2 separate regions of the Homo sapiens genome follow, and region 2 is linked to region 1. A link is a loop called in an ENCODE intact Hi-C map of the cell type or tissue named here. Cell type or tissue: heart left ventricle. All regions are shown on one strand. Each heading gives the region's core, and the rest is flanking DNA. Links, peaks and the distances in the headings are about the cores only.

Region 1 (9,308 bases), core at 419-8,418:
ATAATGGTGTCTGCTGAGGGAGGATACACTGATGCCAAATCAGACCCTCAAAGATCTTCTAAACCTATGCTTCCCCTATCAGATCTTACTATTACTGCTGTTAATGATAATAATTAAAGCTCATTCTTGCATAATGCTTTACAGGTTACAAGCACATTTACATGCAATATTTCATGTCATCCTTTCTATATCCTTGTGAGATAGGACTTACTAACCTTACTTTGCACATGATGAAGAAACTGCTCAGAAAGGTTAAAGTGATTTGTCCAAGGTAGAGAGGCAACTTCAATGGCAGAGCCGAGACCCCTGACTGCAGGTTTTCCACCTTCATGCAATAAGTTCTTTATTTCAGCTGCTCTGCAGGTAGCTTGCCCCAAGTCCTTGCAATCAATCACACTCTGTTTGAGGCAAACTGGCTTCCCCACTGGGCCCGTTGCTGCTTTTTCTCCTCTTAGCTGTAATTCTCCACTCCCTGAACCACTCCATCTACCCCGTCCCTTTGGCTAGTTCTTCTCCTAACTATTCTGGCACATGCAACATTAATCCGCTTCTTTTCTCAACAACTCTAGCATTTACTGACTGTACTGCTGATTTTATGTTTTTAAAAGGACTTCAGGCAGGCCATTTTCCATGGATTTCAGCAGGTAATCACTCACTGCCTGGCATTATAATTTAACTGGTTTTTTCATGTCTTTTTTATCACCCCAGTTATATTGTAAATGCTGGTCTTACAAATAATAAGGTTTAACATTGCTTCTTCTCTCTACCCCTAGATAGTGCTATATATATGCCACTCCTCAAGAAAATTTTGTTTCTATGAATGAATGGATGAATGGAGAATGATAAATACACGGTTAAAGAATGATATGAGGCTATACATTGGAAATGAGGACAGGAGAATCAGCTAGCTTCTCATAATCCCTTAGATATAATCCCTTCACAATTCCCTCTACCCTCCCAAGCCAACAGCCACTTTCAAAGGTGAGGTGCACCAGTAATGACAAGGTGGCTTGTGGAAGCACCCAGTGTACCGAGACACCAGTGAGAACCCTTTAAATGCTCCCACGCTTCCGGTAATTTCCAAGCCCTTACTGTTGCCACCTCATATATAAAGGAAACCAGATTTTAGAGATTTATTATTCAGCCTTCTTCCTTCACAGTTTCACAAATAAGACCCACTTGCTGCCTGAAAATTGTTTGGCAGAGATACTGTCACTTGTGTGAATTTACATTCTTAAGCGGCAGGGAAATCATGGCATCATGGTTAGAATTTGGTAAGTGAAATGTGTGTGGAAGTGTGAAGAACTGGGCTGAATGGATTGTATCTGGGTCTGTTCTACTTACCCTTCCTGTTACTGAAACTCCAGGCACAGCCAGGCCAAAGGTTTCACAGTCTGCCCCTTCCAGTGACCCACCCCACCAGGTAGCCCCTTCCCCTCTTCTCTCCTTTCTCCTTCTCTCCCATCTCCCTCTCACGATAAAATGACAATCTCTATGCATGATTTAGGGGAACATTGCAAGACCAGGGAGTTAATGCTAGTGACATGCTTAGCACAAGCAGCTGAAGGATCATAATTCAGTGCTGACATCTGAGCTAATCCACTAGTCTGCAGAATCTCCAGACGAGCAGGCCTCTGGATTTCACTTCGTTAAATCATTTGTGCCCCACTTGTCTGTTAAGTGCTATGAGCTCCAGGGAAGAAAGATGATATGTAAATTTAAGGAATTAGCAGTAGACATCAGTCAGAGAGATGCTGAGCTGCAAAGCGCCTGTCACTGACAGAGGCCTGATTAGAACCAGGGACATCATGAAGGAATGACTCAGACCAGGAAAAGCCCAAGGAAGGGAGAAGAAGAGCAGGGGGAAAGGAATGAACACATTGAACACCTGCTGCCTGTGCGCGATCACACGGGAGGCTTTACCTGCCTCCCCTGATGTCACCTTCCCTGTGAAATCTAGCTCTGCAAAATAAATACCATCTTCTCCATTTTCACCAAAAAGAAACTGAGGCTCAGAGAATTGGAGTGACGTAGGATTTGAATCCTCATTGGACTCAGTAAACCTGCCACAGCATAGCTTCTCATCTGGATTGGACTCCCAGCCTAACTCACTAAGCTTTTAAAGCCTCAGTCTTTCCATCTGTAAAATGGATACAAAGACAGTCTTACTGCATAGAGTTGGGGGAAGAGTAAATGGAATGAGCCATGTAAAGTGCTTTGCACAGTAACAAGGACACATTAAGAGCTCAGGAAAAGTTGTTACTATTAATATCACTCTACACACTCCCTCCTATGCTTGCCTTTATTTTACTAGGAAACAAAAAGGATAGAAAGACCACCAATAACCCAGGAAGGCCAATCCAAGACTCAAAAAGAAGTATGTTTGGCATGAGGGCAGTAAAGATGTTCTCTGGACAAAGACTGGTTCCCCTTATCTGCTCTTTCTCCAGAAACCAGCCGGCCCCAAGTTTTCCATCACCACAGGTCTTTTGTGTTGCTTCACAGTAGATGAAATAAAATATTACATGATCCTGGAACAAGAGTGGGACCTCAAGTGATCTTAGGGCAGGCCAGTCCTGCCTCCCGGAGGAACCGTGCCAAAAGCATCCAAGAACAGCTGTCCACCCTTTGCTTTAAATTCTCCAGAGAAGGAGTTTCCATAGGCCACGTCTGTAGTGTGTTTTCTAGGTTACAACCCTAACCATCAGAAACTTCTTAAATTCAGTTTAAAGTTTTCCTGCTGTCATTTAGAGACATTTCCTCCTTCTACCCCTGATGGAGCATAGCCAATTTCTGTTTTCCAACTTAGAGACATTTTCACTTGTGAAGAATTAAGACTCGTAGTCTTTGCTTCCCTAGGAACCCTTGCCCCTTCAAATGTCTACTTCCTAGGGCATGGTTCAAATGTCTACTTTCTAGGGCAGTGTTGGTTTTCCACTGACCCTTCTTCCAAGCTATTATAAATGCTTCAGCTCTTTTAAGTCATGGCACCCACACATAGATATTGAGATCAAACACGTGCTGCAACTGAAGTTTGTTCTTCTGGAATCTCCCGATTTATGGCCCACCACTGTCAGACACAGAAGATGTTCTAGGTATACAGTGGCTACTGATTACTTGGACCGTCAAAAGAGCTGGTATGGTGGGGGCGGGGGGCTACTTTTTTATTTACTTGAACCTTGAGGTAAAGCCCTTTGGATTGTCAAGAGGTCGCCTGAACGTGACAACTGACCAGCTAAGAACCAGCCCTGCCTGTTCTTGTAGCTGATGGCTATGATGCCGGCAATGGACAGCTTCCAAGAAAAAGACAATGGAAAGGAAATATGTTCCATTGCTGAAAGAGATTGAAGAAATAATGTCCCAGAGATACAATTCCTCTCCTCCTGGACCTGACATACTTGGGAGGCATTTCGCTGGGTCCTTGACCCAAAACATCTGTTGTTGCCAATGATACAGGGAAAACAATCGCCTGGGAATGAACAACAGGAGTTCAAAAGGGTGAAGAGGAAGTACAGAGGACAGGGCCATTCAGCATTTTAACCTGCTGCTGTCTCTGGAAAGGTCTCTTGATATTTCACCTGGCGATTTACGGCCGCATCTGGCTTCAGCTGCTTAAGTGTCATGTGAACACGTGACTGCGACTGGCCCAACAGCAATGGAATCAGTTGTGTCTACACCTCACCAAACCCTGAAATAAATCACCAGCTTGATCCTCCTGGCTATCACAAAGCCAAACACACCATCTGTCCAACACGCACATCTCCTGGCTAGCATCTTGCCCTCCTACTAGAACGACCATCTGAAAGAATATTTAGTGCTGTAGGAGATGTAGTCTCTTTGCATAGTCCATGCTTAAAACATGAGTCAGCCCTCAGCTGGCCTTCCAAGGTCTGCCTATCTCTGCTAAGGTCCTCAAATTAGCAACCAGTTAAGGGAAACACTGACTTTGGATAAACTTAGCAAGATGTTCTCAAGGTTTACAATAGACCATTTTGTGGACATGAAGGTTTCAGTCCTAGCCCTTGCAGGAATCTACCCAGAGCTGTTTTTTCACTCTGCCGGCTTTCATGAAGGTTTTGCCATTGAGGCTGTCTTGTCATTCTGCCCCTTCGTTATCAATCCACACACTGCTGGGGGACTCAACCAATCATGATTTGCAGGAAAAAAAAAAAAAGGGTAAAGAAAGCTTCTTCCTGCTGTTATTTTTTTCTGCAAAGCCTGGGATGTTTTTCTACCTTCCTTAAAGAAGGGCCTCTATCCTTTTCTTTTCCAGTTGAAATTATTCCTTGACTATTGGCTTTCTTTTAGCCAAGCTGCTCCTGATCTTTAATTATCTATCATGGTCCAGAGCCCAGGAAGTTCTGTCTCTGGATTTGCAGTGTCTGTGCCCCAGCCAAGCCACAGCAACCTCTTTCTGAAGACAGTTCAATCTAACAGCAATTCAATGGATTGTTTGCTGCCATCGGTCCCACCTGATCTTTTGAACTCAGAGTTGCTTTTCAATTCAGTCACCACTTGCTCACTGTCTAAAATCAAGCCCATTATGAGTAAATTCACTCATCAGTTATTTCCTCTGATTTCTCTGCAACCATCCACTCACCATACCCATCCACACTTCACTTAATCTTCTTGTGTGCGCCTCCACCGTGAATCATGGCTAAGGTCTCCCACTCTAACGGAATTCATTCAATGGCTCAGTCTGCATCAAAATAGCCCCAGTGAGGTGTTAACAATCTTACTTCTTACATTTGAAGGAATAGCCAGCCACTGTTTGTAAAATTTGGGTATTTTATAACATTAAGATTCTCGACTTACTCCCATTTGAGCTTGTTTTTGAGCCTAGAGTAAAGGTTCTGTTCCCTCAATCCCATAGGCTTTGACCAGGCAGTCAAAGCTCTGTTCAATATCAGCTTCGCTTGTTTTCTTTCTATCACTTTCATGATTGAAAGTCATTGAAGTAATACTGTAATCAGATTTCACAAGGCCAACCCACGAATAAAAGAGCACAGATTTAGGGGGAACACACACTGGAGGATTCTGAAGCTGACCTGGCCTAGTACCCTTTACCTCATCTTCTTTGTCTCATTCCTGACAATAAAAATGACACAACAATCACAATGATGATGATTATTGACCTTACTTAGTATTAATATTTACTTACAATGCTCTTTTTGATTAATCGCAATAGTTCCTACACCATCTAATGCCATGTTACTTGCTTACTTTACTGTAGTTATCTAGTGAGGGAGAATGAGACAGCTATAAAGATACCAGCCACTGAACACTCCATCAAGGGATCCCACAGAAGACACATCCCTCCATTACTTGCTTCTTGGTTCATACCAAAACCAGGGAACTAAAGAATCATCAAGGGCCCCTGGTGGTTGCTCTCATGTGAGTGTCCAAAGCACTGGAGCAGTGTTGTCCAATACATTCTGTGATGATGCCGTGTATACAGTGACGTGCCCTGTCTATGCACTGACCAATACAGTGTAGCTACTGTGCCCTTGGAATGTGGCTGGTGGGACAGCAGAACCGAAGTTTTGGCTGTAATCATTTTAATTAATTAAAATAAAATTGCCACACATGGCTCATGGCTACAATATTCAATGCTGCAGCTTTAGATACCTGCCCGCCCTATGAGTTTTTGTCTCGGTTCTTAAAGGCTGGGCTTTGATCATTCTCAAAACTCTGTCTATGTTCAAAGCACCTGAGAATGTAGGAAACATGCCATCTCCTAGTAAGGGGGTGCTTCCTATGTCATTGTCACTACAGAGGAAAGCCAAAGTGGCCTCTTAGAGAACACTGAGTGTTCCTCCGCAGCTAGCAGGGGTCACTGAATTTGGAACAGGGTCCCCAGAGGCTGGTGTGAACACACTCCAGGCAGCTAAGCCACAAGCAAAGAGCTAAAAACAGAAATTCTGACTGGCTTGAAAGACTATCTTGAAAAACAAAAACAGTGGAATGAAACCAGTGGGTGCTTTTCAGCCTTAGGCAACCACTGGCCAAAAAGAACAGAACTAATTGCTTACTTAAAAGGAAAAGGAAAGGAAAAAAAAAGAAAGAAAATATGAGAAAATAATGAAATCAGAAAATATCCGAGGAATGTAAGCAGTTTCCACATAGGGCCCGTGTTGGGTACTTCAACACGGCTAGCTCCTCTCCCATCCACCTTTCTCTTCACCCTGACGCCCCTCACACTTGACAGAGACACCTCCTTTCTTAAATTTCATTACTTCTGTTTGCCTATCTCATCAGGGGATGAAGCATATGGCACACGCTCGTGAAGAGTGGGACGGTCCCCTCTGTGGATGGCAAAGTGTGGCACACAACAGGCTTTCAGGCTGACTCTGTGGGCGCCAGCCGCTCTGAACCCATTAGCAGTTGCTCTGCCCCCAACCAAGCCAGCTGCTTCCCTTCTCCCCAATCCCCTCAGGGCCTCCCCCTCCTTTTTTTTTTTTCCCTATGGAGAAGAAGTAAGGACCACCCTGAACAGAAAGGGCTTTCTCTCCTCTCCTGCTTAAAGCCCAATATCAAGCTCTGTAGGGAGAAGGAAAATGGGAAATACAGAGAACGGTTCATAAAGTCATCAGAGGATAGAGGGAAGGGCTCTGAGAACAATATTATGATTTTGTTTCCTGGAGGCAGGTTATAAGTGCCACTTTCCCAAACTTCGGGATTCCTCTGGAATAGGAAAATAATTACTTTCCCTTTCAATATCTTAAGGGAGGAACAACATTAGATTTAGCAGTTCCTTATGGCCGTAATTTTCTCTCTGTCCCCATCCATTCAGCCAAAGGTTGGAATTCTGCCCACTTTGTGAGCTTGCTCTGAAAAGCCCTCCCAAACCACAGGGTATAATGAATCAACTGGAAGGAGGACAAAGACTAGAATTCCCAACCAGTAGCAAAGGTCAACCATAGGGGCTTTCGGGTGAAGGCCAGGACTGGACGAGGAGGAGGCGGTGGTGAACGGGTGAAGAAACAGAGGTCCAGGCCAGGGTCAAAGGGAGGTCACTTAAGCTCCCCTGGAGCTGTGACTCAGTAATTGGTGGCCTTGTGGCCTGGGTAGGGCTGCCCTCAGACACTCCCAGAGAAAATATGCTTAGAAGAGTCAAGGGAGGAGGCCAGAATCATTAGAATGAACCTGAGGACAGACACTGAATAAGAGCCAGCCAACCTCCCCAGCCTGCAGAGGACCCCGGCTATATCCTTTTATTCCAAGCGCCTCTGCTGAGGTACATACCACACAGACACACACACACACCCATGCACAGAAACCACAAACACACTCATGCACACACACATTAACACTAGAATACCCACACCTACACAGACCCCACAAACCTTCTTTACATTCAGATAAAACATGGGGGTTGGGAACAACCATGAATTAATTGGATGCAGTCTCAAAGGAGTGGAAATGAAATGAAAAATCCAGGCTGGGTTATAAAAATAAGTATTTTTTCCCAACGTGCAGGAGGCTCATTATATTAATTAAACATTATTGCAGTGAACAGAGAAGGGAGGGTGATTAAGGCTGGACTGGGGTAAGTGTTCTCTTCTTTTGCCTGAGGCTGTGGTGATCTTCAGATATTAATCTCTCTGAGCACTCAAATGCTGAAGAGATAAACACTTGAAATATGAAAATGTTTTTCTCCGGATCAGGCACTGTGACCCTCCAGGGAAGCAAGTGTGGACTGTGTCAGGAGGCCAGCTCCAAGTGTTCTCCTAGCATCTGTCCCACTGCCCCCACCGGGAAGAAGGGACACGCCAGTGCTTGGGGTGAGAAGCAGTTCTAAGGAAGCCTGCAGAAGGGAAGGTCCCTTTCCCTCTTTTATTTTCTAGCCTTTTCCTATTGTACCCTGGCAAACTGATCTACTAAATTTCCGGAATTCACCCCTCTCCTCTCCAGTGCTTATGGAGGTCTCAGGTCCAGGCCAGAAGTACAGGAGAATTCAAAGTCACTCAGTGCTGTGCTAGATCCAAGGTGTACCAGCTTGTGAGAGCTGCTTGTCAAGTGTTTTGCAAGCCAGTTGTTAAATGTATTCATTAGTAAAAATTAAATTATATAAAGCTATAATTCAATAAATTGTATTAAAAAACAAAGGTAACAAATCCTCAAAACTCAACACTTGCTAGTTATCTTAATACATTTTATCAGTAGCTATACTTCTGGAGTCATTTCTGTCTACTGTATTTGCACAATGGAAAAAAAAACTATATAATGCTCTCTTACTGACTTCTCAACTCCATCTCCATTGATGTTGTGTTGGTAGCTTAAGCTCAGCTATGGTAAGGGTATTTACACCACTGAAAGTGACAAACGTTAAAAAGCAGTTTATTTTTTAATCCCTAAAAAGCCTATTGTTAAACATTTACCATCATACTGCTGTGAAAGCACGTAACAGCAGAGATAGCAGACAACTCTTGCTACCTGTTTAGAAGGGATAGAGGCAACCCCTTCTTGTCAGCAGTGCCAGGAGAAGCTTCTGAAATCTGGCTTTCTGAAACTAAAATGGTGGGCTTAACAATGTATCCAGGACTTACAGCAATACTCTTCTAGAGGCCAAGTGCCAGGCAGCTCTGCTAGATACCCATGGGTGTGGCAGCATTTTGGTCCCTCAAATTGACTTGGTGTAGAAGCAGTGGCACCCTCAGAGACGTATAAATCAAACTCAAGGCCAGTCATCTCCCAATGAGCCATTTTAGGAACAGTACCCAGCTCGAAGTTGACAAGGGGCTCTGTGATAATAGCAGTGGGTGCTGGCTATGGGAACAAGAGGACACTGACTCGTGCCCCATCTCCTAGGGCCTCCCAATTGTCCCTTTTTTCTTTCTCCTCTTTCTTCTATCTTGGCTTCCGCTTCTCCCTCCCAGCTTCCAGGCTGTGCTGTAATCACAAGAGAGGCTGGGAACCACCAACTGGCTATTCTTTGAGGTGACGTCTTGAGCAAAGACTGTGGTGGTTTGTGGGCAAAGAATAGAGGATTGCTGTGCGGTGGGAAGTTATGAAGCTTGTAAGGGAATCTGGGGTTGAAGTATGTGGAACAAGCTGGCCTTAACTCTTTCATATCTTCACTCACAGCTGGCTTACCTGGAAACGTCCGGTCGTTTGGGCTGGAGCTGCTGGCCCAGGTGGTCCGGAGCCACTTGGCATGGTCATACATCCAACCACAGGGCTCCTCGAGGAAATCGAAGTTGCAATTGAATCCCGAAGGGAGCTGCAAATCTTTGTCTAAAAGGGGAAAACAATAACCCAAAGGAAGGCAAATGAAATGGGTTCAGAGAACAGCCACAGTGGTACTA
Region 2 (9,308 bases), core at 717-8,716, 51 kb after region 1:
TATTTCAGATGGCATGCCCTTATTCTCTATCTCACCATCATCTTACTTCTTTCATAGCTATGATTATAATCTGGAAAGGTCTTGTCAATATACCTATTTGTTTATGATCTGTCTCCTGCACCAGACAATAAGCACCATGAAGGCAAGGACCTTGCCTCTTCACTGCTGAATTTACGACACTTCCCTGGTGCCTGGCATGTAGGAGGTCTCATTCACTTTTTGTTGAGTAAATAAATGTAAATGAATAAGGGACTTCAGGCTGGTGTTCCATGTTGAGAAGAATGCGTGCTACGATGATGCTTTCCGTGGAGTTTGATCCATTTTATACTCTCTGTCTTTGTGCCCCAACACATTTACTGAGCTATTCTGGTTGTATCTGAAAACCAAAATGTTGCCTTGTGACTCAAAAACATGAAATATAACATTTTGAGTGGAAGAAACATCTCAAATCATGCTGACAGCATTTTCACTATTAGCGGCAAACAAATCAACTATAATTAAAATGCTGTCAAAGTGATTTGAGATTTTTCTCACACTTTCAAAGTTCCATATTTCATGAGTAGATTATCCAGGCCAGAGAATTTATCACCTCCTGGAGTGCCTTTCTTCCAGGAGGCTCAAAGACATCTACAAACACTGTCTTATTAATCCTTACATTAAAACCTGTGAGGAAATTAGGAGGAAAAAAAACAGCACTGTCACATACAACTTCCCAACAAAGAAGCTGCACGATGTCTAAAAAGGCTGCAAGGCAGATCTGCACAATGCTGAGGTCTCTGGTCGGTTCAGGCCTGAAGCCAGGCCACCTGCTCCTTAGGCTCAGTACAGTCACCTAGCCTTTATGGAGAAGTCAGCTCACTGTCAGGTCAGACTTTTTAAAGTAAATTTCATTTCCTTGAATTTCTGCCTTGCATCTGTACCACCCATTTACTAAAAAGCTGGTATATCTGCAAACTGTTCACATTTTATTGAGCATTTACTATGGGCCAGGCCATTGATTCAGATATTATTTCATTTAATCCTCATTTCATCCAAACCAGGCCCTGTTACAATTACCATCCATTTGCAGATGCAGACATCGAGGCTCAGAGCAGTTAAGTGACCTGCCCAAGGTTACATGAGGAGGAAAGGTCAGAGACAGGCATTGAACCCAAGTAGTCAAACTCCAGGGCACAGAGACCTTCCCTTCCTCCCTTTGTCTCCTTGTGGGAGGAAGATCTGAGGGCAATGAAAATACCGGATTGCCATAGCACAATAGCATTAGCAGGTACCAGGTGTAAAGAATCCTTAGGGCCTCAGTTAGGTTTCCACAAAATGGGTGTAAGATATGTAAGAGACTTAACAGAATCTTGCTCTTTTGAGTTGTTCTGTTTAAACAAGGCTGAAGGACTTACCAAAATTAATAGACAAATCACCAACAGGAAAAGTGAGCGGATTTGGAATCCATGATTTCAAGACTCACCCAGCAGAAATCTAGCTTGTAAGAGTTCAGATGGGATAACATATTAATTTTTGTAAGTGGAGTATTTTTATAAGCACATATATATCCATATGTGAACATATGGCCCATGGAGTGAGAAAGCAGCATCCCATATATTTATAAGCTCTTAAGTTATCATCTAGAGCACATATTCTTAAATGCGGGGATTTCTCCTAGGGCCTACACACAAGTGTAAGTGGGTTGGGGAAGCTCTATCTTTGTTTGCCGAAATTTTGTGTTTGTGAGTAGGCACATTTTTCTAGGGAAAAGGTCTGTGACAAAAGAAACGTTAAATTACTGTTAACGGAAACATACCTAAGAGGGTGTTGTGTAACCTGGGAAGTGTAGCATGTGGGCTTTGTGGACAGACCCAGTTACTTTCTGGCACTTGCTCATGGTGTGATTACAGACAAGGTATTTAACCTCTCTGAGTTTCAGTTTCATCATCTACAAAATGGACATAATAACAGTCTCCACCTTTGCGGGTGGTGGCAGGATTGCGAAGGTACATGCAGGCCCAGCACAGTGCCAGATGCCTTAAGGAAGCACCTGAGAGCCCCTGGCTATTTTTATTATTACCAGCATAAAACAAAACAGGATGGTGGATGTGGAGAAGAGAAGAGTTACACACACATGACACCTTGGGAGCCAGACAGGAGAAGATGAAACGAAAAGCACAGTTAGAGGCAGTCTCAATACCCTGCTTCTTGGGGCTGGGTTTCTAAAAAATCATCCCCCTGCACAAATCCATCAACAGTGTTTCAGACACTTGAGTTTTCGAGATTTTATTTCAAACTTGTGTTTCTGAGCCCAGGCTATGTTCAAAACCACCCGTCCTCCATCTGCTGTCTTAGATAGCAAGGTGCTCAAGCTCCCAAGAGGCTGGTGAGTTAATGCATATCAATGGGTCAGCACAGTGTATGGCACACAGTACATGCTCCATGAATAGCCATTTGTTGTTACTGCTGCTGTTATTCTTGTTTGCTATTTAACGCCAAGGGCTCAAACAGTTACCAAACTCTGTATTTGTTTGGGTATCTGCATCAGTACCAAGCGCCTTTTTAATAGTGGCTGTTTGCAGTTGTATTTTCTTCCTTCATTTCTTCCCACCACAAATCGCTGATATTTTGAGCTTCTTATCCACAATCCCCTCACAACCAGGGTCACCATGGCTCTTCAGAAAGGAGGAAGTCTGACCACCCACCAAAGGAAGTACACGGAGAGAATAACCCAAAACAAACTGAAGGAATTATTCCAAAAAACCTTGAAGGCAAGAAAATGGAAACGACAAATAACATCTATTTATAATTGCTGGCTCTTTTTCCGCAAAGGCCCTGCGATGATGGTGAGGGCCCCGCCAATCTCATTGTTCCTCATGGAGCAGGCTGCCAAGAATGCCTCCTGACGTGAGGAAGGAGGCCACTCCAGACAACGCATCTGATAAGTCTCTCTGAAGGTGAACTTTCAGAGAATTAAGGGCACGCAACAAAGCCTCCCCAACTTCTGCACTGGTCCTTTGGGTGAATACCATTTCCCTCGCTGACCTGGCTGGCCAGCAAGGCGCATTCCTGAGGCCGTGTGGTCACGGGTCTGCTCTGCTTCTGGACCAGCACACACACTGGAGGCCACTTGGATGAAACATGTTTGCTTATGTAAGGAATGGTTTTCTAGGCAACCGGTGCCAATGTGAAGTTTAAGGCTTTGGGGGCAGGCTGCTTTCAGCATGAGTGTTGGGTCTTTCGTTGGTCTGCTCTGTGTCTATAAAATCCTCACCCTCTGCAGTCAACTTAAAGGGCCCCTTGGTAGCATTCTGGAATGATACCAGAGTGCAAAGGAAGAGTAGTCCACAATTTCTTTCCATTTCTGTTTTTCTCAGCGGCAGCAGCAGCACTAGCAGGTGTAAAGGTGAATCCCAGCAGGGCCAGGACTTACTAAATTTTCCTACGCTGGCCTGGATCAATCATGCTTGTGTGCCTCAGTTGGCCTCATTTGACAAAAGGGAACAGGAATCATGCCTTTGTGCCCGGTGGGGCTGCCTGCATGGGTGGTCACTGAAGGGCAATCAGAGCACAGCGTCTGGGGCCCCTGGTGTGCTGGCAGTGCCCCTTTACTCGGCAGGGTGAACAGTTCCCTCCGGAATAGGTGTTCACACTAATTCTGGCTCCCAGGGGATCCAATTGTGAGGGCAAATCATAACTTCCCCGTCTGTCCAAAAAACGGGAGCCTGCTGGGAACGGAAGTGTACTGGGCACCAGGGAATCCACCACAGCAACAGAAAAGTCCTTTTTGTTTTTCCAGGGATTTAGGCTCCATATCATTTTTCTATTCCTCTTTGCTGGCATCCAGCCTCCCTAACAAAACTTGGAAGATGCAAAACTCATCTGAAAAACGTGCCATGCAGAAATCCAAGTAGGGGACAGTTTGGGAGTAGGTGGCAGGTGTGATGGGCCTCCCTTTTAGAGTTCATTTACTTGGAGCTTCAGATTACAGAGCTTGGAGCTTCTCCTGGCTCCAGGGGCAAACTTGTCACTACTGTGCAAAAAACACCATGGTGTGGAAATGATGGGCCTGCACTAATGTCCAAGCAGGAAAGGGCTGCTGCCACGCCAGGGCGGAGATTCTGAATCTAGCACTCAGGGGCCAGTCAGCTGGAACCGCTTCCGTTTGTGACTATGCTTTCGACAGCTGCATTCTGAAGCATCATGCTGCACAGGCAGCCCGGGCCATGTGAGGCATGTTAAAGCATTCACCTTCTCTCCCCATCCCAGAAATGCCCTTTCCATTCTGAGAGAACAGGTTGGGGTTTGTTGGGGGTGGAAGAAGCAAGCATTTAGGAATGTTGGGTGCTCCTGGCTAGAGCCTCATAAGACCATGAAGAAAGATGTTTAGAAAGGACATGAGCTTCTACAAGAAAGGGAACCAGATTACAGGAAGTCTCTAAGCAGGATGGGAGCTGTGTGAGTCAGACCTTGAAGGATCTTTATTCATCTCACAGCCAGAAGCAGGCTGTTTGTTTTGCGCACAGAGCTTCTGGCTGGTTGGCCACAATATTGTAGCGACCAGTGGAGGCCCTGGCAGTGTGGGAGGAGGCATCAGTGCCGGGGATGAGCTTCAAGAGCCACGTGTGTATAAAGGCCCAGGCAGTGAAGAGTACAGCAGAAAAGGCCCCCAAGAAGATAACTCAGTACCCCACCATTTAACCCAGCAGCCTGCCCTGAGGCTTGGACTAAATCTTGTATCTGCTTGGACCTCAGTTTCCCAGCAGATGACCCCCCAAAATAATAGTTTCTTACCCTCCTACCACTCTCAAAAGATGACACATAGATAAATCGCTTTGAACTTTTAGATGAAAGGTGCTGTATAAACCTGAGGTCTCATCAACTGTAATTGTTACAGTAATTATTTTAATGATAATAATGATGATAATGGGAGAGGGGGGTCGGGTGGGGACGAAACCTCCTACTTTGAGACAAAGAAAATCTCTTCCATTAAAACCTGCATCACGAATCCTTCTGCTCCAAGCTCTCAACCATCTCTTTCAAACTGCCAGTTCCTGGGCTGAAATATTATTTATTCCTTTCCTTTCCAATAAAACAATTATTTGTTCCACCATTTCCCCCCTCGTTCACTCTCCGGTGTGTCTGGCTTCGTCCTGACAGCTCGGCCACGGACTGTTTACATGTCTCGCTCACCCTCCAAGACTCTGGTTCAGCTCCATTGACACTAAAGGCAGGCGAATTCTCTCGGTGTGAGGAATCAATTACTTCCGCTGACACTCTATTACTGGCCCTCACATCTTTGGACTCCAGATGGAGAGTGAAGGTGGTGGTGAGGATGGCAGGGAATTTGAAGAGGATGGTGAGCGGGGCTGTGGGGGGATTGGGGGAGTAGGAGGTAGGTGACAGGGAGGCAGAGAGAGACGATGGACTGAGAGGCCTCTGGCTTGTATTTAAAGACACAGAAAGAGATCTCTCTCCTTGACTGCCCCGCTGGCATCCGGAGGTGACTGCATGGCAGGAAGAGGCAAAGAAAAGGAATAAAAAGAGAAAAGGAAAAGAAAAGGCTTGTCAAGGATATCTAAAGAAATCAGAGAGGCCCCAAATACCTAAGCACTGGGACAGCAGATGACAGCTCCAAGCAGATTGACACAGGTATACAAAGGCAGCTTTGGGCTGCCTGGCTTCAAACCCAGCCCCACGATTACTATCTGTGTGATCTCTCAGGGCCTCAGTATCTACATCTGTTAAATGGGATAATAGTAGTACCAGTACCAGCTGTGGCGGTTAAACATAGAAAACTTAGGGTAGGACCTGATGTCTGGCAAGAGTTCAATAAATGTTTGCTATTGTTGTCTAATTTTGAGAGTTCCTCCACGTGACCCACAAACATACAGTTGAGTCCCCAGTGGGAAAAAGTAGAAAAATATTAGAGACTGCCAAGATGCTTGGCTACAAAGCTCGAAAAGAGGCATAAAAAAAGTCATGCTTTTCTGCTGCCCTCCCAAACCTAAGCCCAACTCACATTTCTTTCTCCTTTTCCTTTTCCTTCTTCTTTTTAGAAAATTTTATTTTGACCCAGCTAACATTTTTCAGGGATTCTCCTTCTAGGAAAAAAATTTTGATTATGTAAATTAAATACAACCATCTACTCTGCAATCAACTGAGATGAGTTGTGAGGCACGATGTCCCATAATGAAGGACGATTACAGAAGCTCTTTTCTGGAAGGAAAGACAAGGGCAGCTGATATCTTTTTTTTTTTTTTCTGGAATTATTTATCCAGGCAGAAGTATAAGAATGGAATTAAATTATCTTTTGAGTTTCTCTTAATCCAAAGGCTTAAATCCCTTGCCAGTAAAAAGGACAAAACAAAAAGAATATAAATTTTTTTCTATAGGACTCATGACTCCAGGAAAATACACAAATCCCTTTTTAGAAAAATCTGATGTTTTCACTTGGTATATTTCCATCTCTTCTTTATCCCCTCCACACCTGGAGCTCCCACTGAATTTCTTAAGACAGACTCTCAGCCGGTGTAATTAGATGGGAGAATTACATGGAGTTACATGGGGTGAGATGCTGGCCCTCTGGGATCTCTGGGTTCGGAGAAGGTGCCAGGGTGGAGAGGCAGAACAAGTGGGATTGTGCATGATAACATCTCAAGTGATTTTCTCAGTCAGAAGATAAAGCATATTGTTAAGAAGGGCATCTACAGCGAAGCTTGCATTGAGACAGTTACAATTGCAACACTCATTTTTAAAAACAAACTGCCCAAAGTAATTCCAGCTGCGTTTTAACCTTGGTAAGAGGAGAACAGTCTGTGAGTTGTTTTTCCCCCTGATCCATGGGTGAGGTGGAGTTGCTGGGTGGACCCTGTGGTCAAGGTTGGTAAGTGTGGGGCCAGCAGCCAGCTGCTCCCATTCGTCCACCACGTACCTGGAGGTGGATCTGTTTCTGTCATTAGGAGGATTGTTGCAATACAGAAAATTATTACTGCTCACTGGCTCCTTAGGGGAATCAGAATATTTCTGTGGTTGGGCAGGCAGTAAATAATAACGTCAGTAATAGTGTCGTGAGTGATCAAGCCAACGGCCTCTCCTCAACAAGCACAAGGCACCCTCTTGAACCACACAGAATTCTCACTATGCTTTGTTGGCTTTTCAGACTTCAACGGAGACCAGCTGAAGCCACACCTCCAACTGGGCAATCTGGCCTCCCGCCCTCTATTCATAGGAAAGAGACTTGGATTCAGAAAGTCTTGTGTAGCAGGAAATTGACAAGAGGAGCTTAATCTGAAGTGTTACCTGGACTTTCCCAGGCCAAACCCCACTTTCAGGCATTCCACTGGCGGCGGGGTGGGGGAGGTCGCTGGACATAGGGTATGAGGCTGCAGAGACCCTACAATGGACAGGGAAGGTGGGGACAGCAGAGAGTCCCCATCATCTTAGTCTTTCCTGCTTCCTGACCACCCTGTCTCCTAAGGAGATGGTGGAAGTTGTCTGGCCAGGAAATACAATTAAATAGTATTGCTCAGGCACCTCTTCACCGGGAAAAGGGTTTGTGTCAGCAAGTCACAAGGACAGCCCCTTTTAGTCTACCCTTACAATGCTCACTGGTTAAGAAATTGGGTTCAGGCATGTTCAATTATTTTGGTTCCTGAAGGCATCAAACCCTCCCTCCTTCTTGTCTTTGGGCATGCTGCTGTCTGCCTATGACACCAGCCAAACACACTCCCTGCTGCCTGGCCAAATTCTTTAGAATTCGTATAGGCGTCACCTCCTCCAGGGAGCCTTCCTTGATCTTCCCAGCTTAGGCTGGACCTGGATGCTGTGGGCCCACGTAACAGGTCCATATCATGTCCCCTGCCAAATGCATGATGCCGGGGAGGCAGACAGCACAAGAGTAAAGCAGAGATTGAAAACTAGGGTATCTGGCTTCAAAACCCTTCTCTGCCACTTATGGGAGTAGAACCTTGGGCCAGTTGCTTAACTTCTTTGAGCCCAAGTTTCTTCATCTGTAAAATGGAAAGAGTAACAGTGACTTTAGGGAAAAGAATATGATTTATTCATCACTGTATTCCCAATAATACCAACGTGCTTAGCACATAGTAGGTGTTTAATAGCTATTTCCTGATGAATGAATGAATGGTCTATTACCATTTTGTTGGTGAGAGACTCATGTCCCAAATCAGTTAGTGACATTCTTGGCCTGTGTCCTACCCCCTAAGATTATGTCATATTCCCAGAGGGACAAATAGGGAACACAGATCTGTCTGCCTTCCAACACAGATTCAGCTCATGCTGACCTATTGCCTGGCATTTCCAATGTAAAAAATATCACGAAATCACCTGCACACACCTGCCTAGCACCCTCCTAGACTAGGCGCCATGGGAGTTTAGATATGAAGTACATGCTTTGTGCCCTTGTAGAATTTACTTGCTGAGAACTCAAGATGACCACATATGAACAAAAAGCAAGGGACTCAGGCAACATCAAGTGCTCTGGGAGTTCAGAGGAAAGGGTGATAAAAGGGAACTGCAGGAAGCAAGGAAACTCAGGGGAGGAAGATGGGAGCTTGCAGCTGGACACTGTGGAGGGAGGGAAAGGAGGGCTGGAGCCCTGGGAACTCAGGGGGCTCATGCAGATGCAAGACTATGCTTGGTTGTTTGCAGGGAATCGAGGGTGTTTACTGAGCACAGGGAAACACTGCTGGCTGAATGGGGAGGGGCCAGATGACTAAGGTCTGGTCTGATCTCTCTGTTTACTATGATCAGGTTATCAACTGGGAAACTGCTACCTTTCTAAGATATCATCTCTTACTTTGGGAGAAACAGACATATCTTCTAAGATATAGAGGGCCCCTCTGGCTGTAAATAAACACAAGAGCACCTTGTTTATCTAGGACACTTAGAGGCAAATATCCAAAACCTTAAATATGCAGAATATAACGGTGTGGGGGAGTTCAGAAAAAAAGATTGTGAGCAGCTACACTGATGTTGAGAACTCCATCCTCTGTTGCTCTTACGCTTTGTCACTTGGGGATCACTCCCCAGTCCTAACTCTGCTGCAAGCTTGGCTGGCTGAAGCCAACTGGAAATGCTGGCCTTGGGATTGCACTGGCTTGAGCAAAGCTTAGGTCCCAGAACTCAAACTTCCCAAGAGACAGCAAGGGCTCCTGAAGCAAAATTGATAACCCCATAAAAAAGCAAAAACAAGTCAGAATGGGAAGGCTACAGGAGACAGGCATACTCGTAACAGGATGTGTGAAAGCAGGAGGATTGATAGAAAATAGTCCCAAACTGTCCCCTGACAAAGTCCAATGATGCTAACA

The links. Peaks named below come from ENCODE experiments on the same cell type or tissue, not always from the same donor. Only the 100,000 strongest peaks of a DNase experiment are listed, where the experiment ranks them.
Region 2: it touches region 1 in a loop (2.3-fold over the local background); 9 of 110 quality-filtered maps call a loop at or near these places.

Annotation. Positions count from the first base shown.
Region 1 is chr2:205,752,764-205,762,071 of GRCh38, reverse strand. It overlaps NRP2 (neuropilin 2), which reads right to left. Exons shown (of 17, transcript NM_003872.3): 12 at 9,097-9,237. Among named protein-coding and RNA genes, the nearest start is that of NRP2, 75 kb to the right of the region's middle. RefSeq lists an enhancer at 8,588-9,308. In heart left ventricle, for the core only: no CTCF peak of the experiment used is centred there; no DNase peak of the experiment used is centred there; H3K27ac peaks cover 2,401 bases.
Region 2 is chr2:205,702,118-205,711,425 of GRCh38, reverse strand. The region is part of intron 2 of NRP2 (neuropilin 2); the gene reads right to left. Among named protein-coding and RNA genes, the nearest start is that of NRP2, 24 kb to the right of the region's middle. RefSeq lists enhancers at 2,072-2,231, 2,523-3,299, 4,175-4,474, 4,685-4,824. In heart left ventricle, for the core only: no CTCF peak of the experiment used is centred there; DNase peaks (open chromatin) are centred at 4,115 and 4,580; H3K27ac peaks cover 5,722 bases.